Linked DNA regions of Homo sapiens: region 2 is linked to region 1. The links are chromatin contacts, found by Hi-C or POLR2A ChIA-PET in ENCODE. All regions are on one chromosome and are shown on one strand. Each heading gives the region's core, a stretch centred on a gene start or an enhancer-like site at or near the end of the contact. The rest is flanking DNA. Distances are from core to core; before and after follow the strand shown.

Region 1 (5,677 bases), core at 812-3,311:
TGCCAGGTGCCTGGGCCATGAAGATTATGTGGCTGCTAGTTCCACATGGCCCTAAGAAGGGAAGGGGAAACTCTCCCTCACCACCTAGCTGGTGGCAGGGAGGGACTTGAGGATCCAGAAGCCTGTCTGACTCACAGGCAGCCAGCCAATGTCATGATGTCCAAATAGTGTCCAAAAGTCAGAGGGGCCAACATCTGAGCTGCAGAGAGAAGCAGCAGGTTATGGGTGATTATGTCTCCACAAGAGAGGGAGCAAAACAGACCAATCCCAAAACCTGAAGCAAAGGCGAGGGCGAAGTGGGATGGCTTCAGGCTTTTCTTTACAGTGATAAGATGTCATAGCTACACTGGATAGTCCTGTAAGAACTCACCACTAACTATATTTACAGACATTAAACAAAAAGACCAACAGCTCCTAAAACCATGGCCTTTGAGTTATGCTAACTTGGTAAATCTCAACGAGGCACATGGTAAAATATTTAGAGCTTTTTTGAATCTATGCACATGAGCTGTCTGAAGGAGCCATTCATGAGAACCGGGCACTTTTGTAATCCATTACCTGCATTTTGATAATGAAATGATTGAATTTGGAGCTGAGAAAGATGGGAGCCTCGTCTGTCACTTTCAGGTGAAGGAGATGAAGTCCCAGCAGCTCAGCGTCTGTGGTCCTGGCCGCGCGTTATCTGGCTTAACTCAGGTCTCTTCCCCACGAGGCCAGAGCCACTGCATCACATCCTACTGTTGCCCCAGTCAGTGCTTAAGTGTGACAGCTTGCAACATCCCTGTCCTTGGGGAACCTCCTCGATTAGCTCCGGCTTAAACCAGAGGCCTTTTCCTGGCTAATACCTGTCTGGGGACACCAGAACAGCGAGAGACGCCGTGTTGTTATCCTTAGGTTAAATCCTTGGAACACTGTTTCTGATCATTTTTAAAGTTGTTCAGGGCTTACTCTGTGAGCAGATGGCCCCAGGATGTGACCCTTCCCTGGCACCACATCAAAATACTCATTTAAAAGCTTAACCATACACAATGGCAACCTTATTAACTGCAATGCAAATGTACCTTTGGGAATTCTGAAGGAGTATTGGAGTGCTCTCTAGATGGTATTCAACAGAGAAAGGAAATGGATGTGAACATCTGTGATTATTCTACATTAAAATTATCGATCACAGGGCCTGTGTGGCTTATCAGCGGCAGGAAGTGAATTTAAAGTCAGTAAATGACTCCAGGTCGACTTACCAGGAGCTAGGGCATTTATAAGCATTGTGCCCTGAAGATAAGTTCACCCCAGGCAGTTCTGAAAAGGACTCGTCAAACATGTCCTGCTGTAGAATAATTTCTAAAAATGTTTTTCAGATCTTAGGAGTAATATAAACATGCAGAAAAGTAGAAGGAAGAAAATAATGACCTGATACAAACTAAAGGTTTGAGTGCTGTGTGAACAGTCTAAGGGAGGTTATTGAATTGGGGTGAAAAGAATAGAAAGAAGAGCGCAGATAATTGTAATAGTAACAATAGCTAATATTTATTGAAGCTTTCCCATGCTGGGCACAGGTTCAAGTGCTTTACAGGGGTCGCCTCATTTAATTATTACTCATTTCTGTGTAGGTGTGTAGCCGGTGGGCTAGTTCAGGTTCTTGACTTTGGGACAGAAAATAATTTGAAAGTGAGTCAAAAGCAAAAGCAAGCAAGAGAGTTGACTGCAAAGCCAAAGTACACTCTAGCAGCCGGTCAGAACGGGCCACTCAAAGGCAAGACAGCTCTGTCTAATACTGGGGGATCTCCCTTTATGGGAAATTTGCATGATTATTCATGAAGGGGTGGTAAGGGGTGTTGCTATTAAGCATGTTAGGAGTGGTTTCTTAGGTCCACATGTGCAGTGGCTGTACATGCTAGTACATCCATCGCATGTCTTATAAGCATTTTAAATCTCCACCTGGGGGTGTGTTTTTTACTATTATAATGAGCACAGGTCAGCCCAAGGACACTAATCACGGGTTTCTGTGCTTGTACAAATGTGGGGATTTTTCTCTTCTGCTCCTGCCTTTTTGCTGTAGGGTGTTCTAACCACGAGCTCAGGATGCGGTCTGTGCACTGTTAGGTGGTTTGTTCTCTTCATCAATTTGACAAGTTTCTTGTTTCCTGTCAAGGGAGGCTCTGACCACCTCATCTAACCTGCCTCAGGTGCAGCCTTATTGCCATTTTACACGTAAGGAGTGGGAGGCAGAGAAAGGTTAAGTCCCTGATATTAAGGGAAGAGATGACATGGAAACATATGAATATAATATATATAATATAATGTAATACAAACAGCATGGAGAGGCTATTTGCAGAGGAGGGAGTTATTAATTGTGAGATTGTTGGCTGGGGGAGCCTAGGATCTGCAGCAGCAGCTAGGTGGAGGTGATGTTTGCTTGAAAGATCATGTACCCAGAGCCCCAAGTGTTGGTAGGAGAGGTAGAAGCAGGGGAGATAATGTTAGTCTAGGGAGGAATCAGCAGCCGGGGAGGGTGGAAATGTAGGCAGGGGCTAGGTTATGGAGAGTCTTTTATAGTATATTAAAGAATTTGGACTTTTTCCTGAAGTTGAAGAGAAATGTCATGGGTCTTCGTGCAAGTATATGGCACAGTCTTAGTTGGTTATTCTGTTAGCAATATACTAACCTGAATTATCAATTCCAAAATCAGTGTGATCCAATCGCTTGTCATCTCTTACTGCTGGCTGTTGTTGGCTTTGTACCTGCTTTTTTGATGTTGCAGAATGAGAGGGGAACCAGGATGTGTTACACAGTTTAACATACACACCAGCGCATCAGAGAGAGCGAAAAGTCACTGTCACCACGGGCCATGGGGCAGTACTGGCTAGATACTGCCTGTGTGCTGGGGAAGGAGCGACAAAGGAAAATCCATGAAATCTACGCAAAGTTTGGAGGAGGTGTCCATCTGATAGGGAATTAGCTGACAAGTTTCTTGTATTTCAGTGTATTTGAAAATTCTGCCATTGTTTTAGCATCTACTTTTTCCTTGTGAATTTTTTGCAGACTTTGCATTCTGTTCTGTGGATCTGTCTTTGTATTTTGGTTTTTACTACCAAATGGCTTTGATTACTGAAGTATTTTTTTCTTTTAGGCGTTCTAACATCTGTTGTACAAGTTTCCCTCATTATTCTTATTCAAAACTTTTCTGGCATTTCTTGTATATTTAATTGTACAGAGGAGCCTAAGGCTTATCTTGTGGATTCTTTCTTCTTTCTCCTTCCCCCAAAAATTCTTGTGAATATTATTATGATGATGTTAGGTTTGTAGAATCATTTAAGGGAATTTGGCATCTTACTATTGAGAAGAAATGCTATGATTTTCATTTATTCAAACATATATAATTTCCCAGTAAAGTTTTATGGTCTTTTTCATATGGATCTGGCAGATTCCTTGTTAATTTGTTTCCAGCCACTTATGGTAGGGGGAAAAAAGTAAGGTACTTTTTCTATTATGTTTTTTCAGTGACTACGTTTTGGTACGTAAGAAGGTTATTAAAGTTTTCCTTATTTATTCTGGAATGAGTCTCCTTACTAAATTACTTTTCTTTTTTTTTCTTTTTATCATGTCATGGAAAGTTCCTCCTCTTTTTTGTTTATTAAGCTCCTTTCTCTTTCTCTTCCTAATCAGAAAAGGATGTTATATGTTGCCAGAAGATTTCTAGCAGTTATTGAAATGCTATTTTTCCCTTTGATCTAGTATTATGATGCATTGTACAAAAGATGAATGACATAAATGTTCTTAATATTTAGTCATCCTATTCCATGGTCATGGTGTGTTATTCTTTTAAGGTACTTCTGGACTTCATTTATGTACAAAGTGATCTGAATTCTAAACGTCTGTTCCCTCTTGGTACCATTTCCACTCTCAGTGAGTTTCTGAACTGCTGTCCCTCTGCATGGCCTCTCCTTCCTCCTCCTCTCCTGCTCAGCTGGTTTCAGGAGATGGACCTCAGCTGTCACTGCATGTCTCCAGCCAGCTAGGTGTTTGCCAGGGACAGGACGCCAAGGGCACAAGATATCGCTGGAGATGCACAAAGGGAAAATTGCAGAATTCTCTCAGGGACAACACCAGATGGCCACTGGTTGTCAAGGAGACTTTAAGAACCATCTCAGATGGGGCGGGTGAGACCCTGGGCATGAGAGATGGTCTCTAAGCTGCTACAATGCTTGCTTTGCTGAGGGGGTGTGCACGTGCTGGCCCAGAAAATCCTTTTCTGCAGAGTTCAGTCTCCCCTTTACAGAATTTGAAAACAATGTCTACAGAATATAAACATTGTTTTAGGAAAGCAGGTGGAAGCATCGCTCCATTAGGAGCCCCCCTCTGGAGAACCCTCATGTCTATTTGGCTGAGTCCTGGACTGACTTGAGAGAAAAAGAACATTTTGGAAGCTGCTGCCATATGGGTCAGCTGTACCTCGGTGTATAAATAAATCTCAGCCTAGCCAATCCTGAATATGCATTATTTATGCAAAACGGCTTTTGGGTATTAATGTCCAGTTATCAGCTGGTTCATTCACACCCCCTGGGATGCCCATAAGAGTTCTTGCTATTTGTCTGGGAAAGCATTGCTGCTCACTGGATCCACCTTTGCCCTTGAGGTACAGAGGAAGCTACTCTTCCAGCAGGAGGGGCCGTGCAGTCAACCCAGTTGTCCTGAGGAACAAATGATTGGTGACCTATGAGGCAGAGCTCTTTAAAAGTAGGGAATGATACAAACACAAAGCCTTATTCATGGGCACTGGCCTACGTGCACTGTAGCTCAGGGATCACAGACTTTCTCTGTAAGGGCCAGCTAGGGTCATTGGTCAGATGTGTCAAAAGAAGCAGTATTCAGTGATGCTGTACCCACCTGCACCTCCCTGCTTTGTAAAAGCCATTCTTAGCTCATGGACTGTACAAAAACAGGTGGGGGGCTTGGCTTGGTCCCAAGTTGCAGTTTTCCAATCCCTATTTTAGATGATCTAGAAGACATGTTTTTCCCTGACTCCAAGTGGCCACTTAAGCCATGGTGCAATAAATCTCTTCCTACTTGGACTCTTGTGGGCTGCGTTTCCACTCTGAGCTCTCTGAGGAAGATGGGGGGCCCACTTGCCAGAGAGAATGCTTTCCCCTGCTCTGAGCATCCTGGAAGTTTCTCTTTTCAATAGGACTTATTGCTTCCTTTGGAATAATACCTCAGAAAACAACATCAATGCACAAAAATGGATGCAGTTGTTTTGATTTTTTCTTTGGTGTTAGAGTTTTGGGAAGTCAGTATAATCCATTTTTTGACTAGATATATAGTCAAAGATTTCTATTTCCTTTTTTGAAATAGAGCATCTATTTCTTTTTTGGAAATACAACATTGCTTAAAGTATTTTCACATTCATCTCTTCTTATTTTTAGGTTAAATTCCCCAAACTCGAATATTTCAAGTTACTTCTAGGGACAATAATTTGAATGGTAATAGTTGTTCTGGCCCAAGTAGTAAACTGATTTCTGGCAAGTTCTTAGCCTGAACTTCCCTAATCGGGGGCTGCTGCATGCACACGTGTCTCGTTGCAGCCGCAGAAACATGCAGTGCATTTTGTAGGCAACAGAACCAGCTGTGGACTAGAAAGGGTGGATGATGATGCTTGCTATTAGCCTCAAAGCAGCCTGAC
Region 2 (5,677 bases), core at 2,012-4,511, 36 kb after region 1:
CAGCATGGAAGGCAACTAAGCGGATCGTCCCTGCTGACCGGGGCAGCCTGCTTTTATTTCCTTATCTGGCCCCACCCACATCCTGCTGATTGGTCCACTTTACAGAGAGCCGATTGGTCTGTTTCACAGAGAGCTGATTGGTCCGTTTTGACAGGGTGCTGATTGGTGCATTTACAATCCCTGAGCTAGACACAAAAGTTCTCCACCTCCCCACTAGATTAGCTAGATACAGAGTGTCCATTGGTGTATTTACAAACCCTGGCTAGACACAGAGTGCTGATTGGTGCATTTACAAACCTTGAGCTAGATACAGAGTGCCAATTGGTGCATTCACAATCCTTTAGCTAGACATAAAGATTCTCCAAGTCCCCACCAGATTAACTAGATAGAGTGCTGATTGGTGCATCCACAAACCCTGAGCTAGACACAGGGTGCTGATTGGTGTGTTGTTTACAAACCTTCAGCTAGATAAAGAGTGCTGATTGGTGTGTTTACAAACCTTGAGCTAGATATAGAGTGCTGATTGGTGTATTTACAATCCCTTAGCTAAACATAAAGATTCTCCAAGTCCCACTAGACTCAGGATCCCAGCTGGCTCCACCCAGTGGATCTCACACCAGGGCCACAGGTGGAGCTGCCTGCCAGTCCTGCGCCGTTCGCCTGCACTCCTCAGCCCTTGGGCGGTGGATGGGATTTGGCGCCGTGGAGTGAAGGGGGCGGCACTCATCGGGGAGACTCAGGCCGGGCAGGAGCCCACGGCGGGCGAGGGGGCAGACTCAGGCAAGGCGGGCTGCAGGTCTCGAGCCCTGCCTGGTGCGGAGGCAGCTAAGGCCCAGCGACAAATCAAGCGCGCGGGCTGGTGGACCAGCACTGCTGGGGGACCCAGTGCACCCTCTGCAGCTGCTGGCCTGGGTGCTAAGCTCCTCACTGCCTGGGCCGCAGGGCCGGCTGGCCGCTCCGAGTGCAGGGCCCACCAAGCCCACGCCCACCCGGAACTCTAGTTGGCCCGCAAGCGCTGTGCGCAGCCCCGGTTCCTGCCCGTGCCTCTCCCTCCACACCTCCCCGCAAGCCAAGGGAGCCGGCTCCGGCCTCGGCCAGCCCAGAGAAGGGCTCCCACAGTGCAGCGGCAGGCTGAAGGGCTCCTCAAGCACGGCCAGAATGGGCGCCGAGGCCGAGGAGACACCGAGAGCGAGCGAGTGAGGGCTGTGAGGGCTACCAGCACGCTGTTACCTCTCCCCAGGACCCAGCTAAGGGATAAATAGCACTTATCACGGAGGAGTGTTTGAAGCAAATGGAACACATATGGGCTAGTGGTGGAGAGCACAGGTTTGAACTGGCTCGCCTGGGCTCAAATCCCGCCTCTGAAATATGTTGGGACCCTTGCCTGGCATGCAGTCCGTACTCATAAAATGTTAGCTCTTGTAGCTACATGTCACTTACCAACTTTTAAAATCTGTGTTTTGGGCAAAATGTTTCACAGTTATCCTGTGAAATTTGCCTTCACATGTCAGGAATGATTTTGCCTGAGAAAAATGAAAACAAGCCAATTGCCTTCAGGGAGCTGCACCTGTGGGGTAAAGACCCCAGGGAGGCTTCCTACAGGGACACAGGAGACCCCTGCATAGGGTGTGGGTATTAAAGTGCATCTGCCACCCTCAACCCCAAAGTGGATTTTCCACCCAGTATAGTGCTTTTTTTCCACACACACACACACACACATGCCCCCCCCCCCAAAAAAAACAAAACCCAACAACAAAGCTGCAGGTCTCCAAATGAAGAGCTTTAGCAGCACTTTTTTTTTCCTTTTAAGTTATGAGATGGGAAAATAGCATTTGCAGTAATTTTGTGTGGCTATAACTGAAATTCCATGTGCGTGTTTTGCCTTATCGCTTTTAAGTAAGTACAAAGGGACAGATAATGCTTCCAAATGCATGCTGTCTCTATTATGACTATGGTAACTCCCAATCACTTGACTGTAAATAGTGCGGGGTTTCTGTCCCTGTTTCACATGCCTTTCACCCTACCTTTGAGCTTCCTCCTTCGCACCACCCGCCCCCCACCCCCCCCTCCACCGCGTCTCTTGCTTTCATTTCTGCACTGGCAAATGGCTATGATGTTTGGTTCCTTTTTTTCAGAGATGAGTGAAGAATTCAAGAGAAACTGCCCTCTGGGTTGATGGCGAGAGTTTTTGCCTTCAGCTTCACCTCTCACGTCCTCTGGATAGACCTCCCAATGGGGGCAAAACCACCGCAAAATGAAAATCCCCTCCTCCCCATTGAATCTGCTCTGCTGAAGCTGCAACACTCTCGGATTATTCCAGAAATGGATGTCCTTTCAAGCCCCGCTGTCAGTTTCTTTCCGATGCATAAGGCGATTTATGGATGCTTTATTCTAAGCCATGTGCCTTCAGTGACCCAGAACTGACAAGACTTGAGTTCCTGGCCCCCTGCAGGTTTCTCCACAGTCCATTCCCTAGCAGCCCCCTCCCCAGGGACAGCCTGAGGACACCAACACCAAGCAATAGCTCTGTCCCCTGCAGAACCTCCCATCCTTCTCCCTCCACAGCCCCCTCCTACTCCCCAGCTCCCCCACCCTCCAGCCCCTTCAAAACCCATCAAAGCCCCAGGACTTTGAGCACTGCTATCCTTCGGAGTGTCAGGCAACCACAATACTCTCATTCCAAGGGAGGGTCATTTCCAGGTCAGGAGAATCATTTTCCTTCCACTGCTGAGAGCTCCAGAATCCTGGATTTAGGTTCCTTTGTTATGAGGTTTCCTCTTCTGATCCTTCCACAATTAAGTGACACAATTTCTCTCCCCATTAAAAGGCAGGAGGCTTTCATTTTCAGACTTGAAGAGCATTTGACTTGAATGGAAGCACTTTTGAGTTCAGAGAGGGAAGATAAGTTCATTTTCATTGAGCACCACGGCTCACCTCTTCATATGATTTGCTCAGATTAATTCTCCAGTATTTCACATTCTCAAAGAATGTGAAAACCCCACTGATGAGACGGATCATGAAGCTTCCCTGGGCTTCAGTTCCCTCATTAGAAAAAGGAATGATTTGAACCAAATAATTATGCAGGCTCTCCCTGCTTTGAAATACTGACATTTTGTCACTGCTAGAATAAATGGAAGGAGAGCACATGGCTTTGGTCAAAACAAACAACAACAAACCTTCTTGACCATTTTGGTTGCTTTTACGTGATTTCTGTAAATGTGGCAGGGCAGAAAGGACAGGTGTTAAATGATGAGTGTTCACACCTTCCCTCTCCTCTCACAGCCTTCGGAAGGGTGGAGTTTCCTGCTTGGTTCACCAGGCAGTCTTTGGTTGTGGGAATGAACCTGGTGGTAGAAAAATGAGGAAACAGGAAGGTTCCAGGGAGGCAAGTGGAAAGGAAGAAGGGGGCCCGCCCGGCTGCATTCGAGAGAATTTACCGAGTGTGGAGAGGAGGAGTAGCAGGATTTTGGGCCCTGCCTCGCTTGTGTGCGTGTGTGTGCGTGTAAGCGTGTGCTCTGTCTGAAGCTCTCCTTCTACCCACTCCCTACTCTCTGTCATGGCCATTTCAGACCTCCATTATCCTCAAAGGCTTTGGTTCCTCTTGTTCCCCAATCTCCTTCTGTAGTCTTGGCAAATAGTCTGACTTTCTACTTTTCCATTCCAATAGCAATTCTCTCAATCTCTCTCTTCCAAGTTACAGACCTTCATCCACCTGGACCAGAACGTTAGGGTTCTTTTCTACTGCAGTGGAGGAGTGTTCTTTTGTTTTCTCTAAGGTCAGCTGTCTCCTCCTGTGCTTTGGATGCCATCCCCTCCATTCTTGTCAGGAACCTTGTAGCAGTGATTACCCCTCCTCTCGCCTTCCCTTAACCTCTTCCTCTCTCAACTGGAAACTTCCATCAGAAGTATTTCAATTTGCTCAAGCCTTTCCCATTTTCACTATATAAAGCCTATGCCCTCCCTCTTCCCATTGCCCTTTCTGTCTCCTTTCTTTCGTAGTCTGAGTTTTCAGAAATGTCCCTATACTCATTGTCTCCATTGCTTTCCCTCTCTTTCTCTGCTTAGCCTTCTCCAGTCCACTACAGCCTTCATTCCCCCATGAAGCTCCTCCTTCTAAGCTGGCCAGTGATCTCAATGTCTTTATACCCAATGACATTTTTCAGTTTTCCCATTACCTCATTGCCCAGCAGATTTGACATTGTTGACAACTTCCTTCTTCCTGAACTCTTTCTTCTGTTGATTTTCTGGAAACCACAGTCTGCAGGTTTTCTTCATACCATTGACTGCTACTTCTTAGTCCCCTCTGACTGCAATTCATCCTACTCTGACCACTGAATCTTGGCCTTCCTTCCTTCTCTGTCTTAGGCTCTCTCCTGGACCACCCGGGGTCAGCTCATTCACACCCATTGCTTCAGTTATGGTCTAGATTCTGTTGATTCCTAGATTTATAATTCCAGCCCAGGTTTCCTATCTGAGCCCCTCTCTGCTTATCCAACTGACATCTTGATATACACTCTTTAATGGTTTTTAATTTTTTAATTTTTTTTTTTTGAGATAGGGTCTCACTCTGTCACCCAGACCAGAATGCAGTGGTGCGATCTAGGCTCACTGCAACCTCCTCCTCCCAGGCTCAAGCGATTCTCTTGCCTTAGCCTCCAAAGTAGCTGAGATTACAGGTGTGCACCACTGCGGCCAAGCTAACTTTTGTATTTTTGGTAGATTCAGGGTTTCGCCATGTTGGCCAGGCTGGTTTTGAACTCCTGGGATTACAGGCGTGAGCCACCATGCCCTGCCACTCTTTAATGTTTCCACCAGGCAGAAATCTTGGAGTCATTTTTGGCACCCTCTTACTTTTCTTTTCATATCCTGTTGATTGTATCCTCTAAACATCTCTGCAATCTAAACACTTCTTTCCTTCCCTACCGCTGCATCTTTGTCCAGCTTAGACTTGGACTGTTATCTTTGCCTGAAGCACAGTAATAGACTTCGACACTTCCTTGTGCACCTACTTATTCCTGCCCTCCTCTAACTCTTCTCCAACTCTAGACCAAAGTGATCTCTTCAAAATGAAACTCTGATCATGCAGTATTTAAAACCCTTACATAGCTTCCGCTTGCTCTTGGATTAACGAACAAGATTGTTACTGGGGGCTATAAGGCTCAAAATGCTCTGGTCTGGCTGGGCGCGGTGGCTCACGCCTGTAATCCCAGCATTTTGGGAGGCTGAGGCAGGCGGATCACGAGGTCAGGAAATCGAGACCATCCTAGCCAACACAGTAAAACCCCGTCTCTACTAAAAATACAAAAAAAAAAAAAAATTAGCCAGGCATGGTGGCGGGTGCCTGTAGTCCCAGCTACTTAGGAGGCTGAGGTAGGAGAATCTCTCGAACTCGGGAGGCAGAGCTTGCAGTGAGCCGAGATCATGCCATTGCACTCCAGCCTGGGTGACAGAGTGAGACTCTGTCTCAAAAAAAAAAAAAAATCTCTAGTCCTACTTACCTTTCTAGCCTTATCTGATACATATTCTCCCTCTCTGATCTCTATCTCAATTTCTCAAGGACACTATGGAGAGGGAAAGAGATGCTGTTAATAGTTAGTCTTGGACAACAGGCATAAAATATGACCACACTGAGCAAACTGTATGATGCCCTCACTCAGGAATGACATTCTCCTTCCTA

What was found. Hi-C counts contacts between places; a loop is a spot of excess contacts on that map. ChIA-PET counts read pairs that join two places held with the same protein, here RNA polymerase II (POLR2A). Pooled maps may share reads with other maps.
Region 2: a loop to region 1 is called in a map of CD4-positive, alpha-beta T cell, with 5 times the contacts of the local background. The contact joins two enhancer-like sites. A Hi-C loop is called at or near these places in 8 of 168 maps with a recorded cell type or tissue (CD4-positive, alpha-beta T cell, CD4-positive, alpha-beta memory T cell, CD8-positive, alpha-beta T cell and 2 more) and 13 of 50 pooled maps. POLR2A ChIA-PET finds 5 or more read pairs at or near these places in 11 of 52 experiments (BJ, CD4-positive, alpha-beta T cell, CD4-positive, alpha-beta memory T cell and 7 more).

The regions. Positions count from the first base shown.
Region 1 is chr2:233,988,635-233,994,311 of GRCh38, forward strand. The region is part of intron 21 of TRPM8 (transient receptor potential cation channel subfamily M member 8); the gene reads left to right. Among named protein-coding and RNA genes, the nearest start is that of SPP2, 59 kb to the right of the region's middle. RefSeq lists an enhancer at 1,893-1,942. Within about 2 kb of position 2,062, at least 4 of the 41 ENCODE cell types and tissues checked have a DNase peak (open chromatin) inside an H3K27ac peak, as active enhancers do; they include CD8-positive, alpha-beta T cell and natural killer cell, where a contact is called at or near this core.
Region 2 is chr2:234,023,615-234,029,291 of GRCh38, forward strand. No RefSeq gene overlaps it. Among named protein-coding and RNA genes, the nearest start is that of SPP2, 24 kb to the right of the region's middle. Within about 2 kb of position 3,262, at least 2 of the 41 ENCODE cell types and tissues checked have a DNase peak (open chromatin) inside an H3K27ac peak, as active enhancers do; they include CD8-positive, alpha-beta T cell and natural killer cell, where a contact is called at or near this core.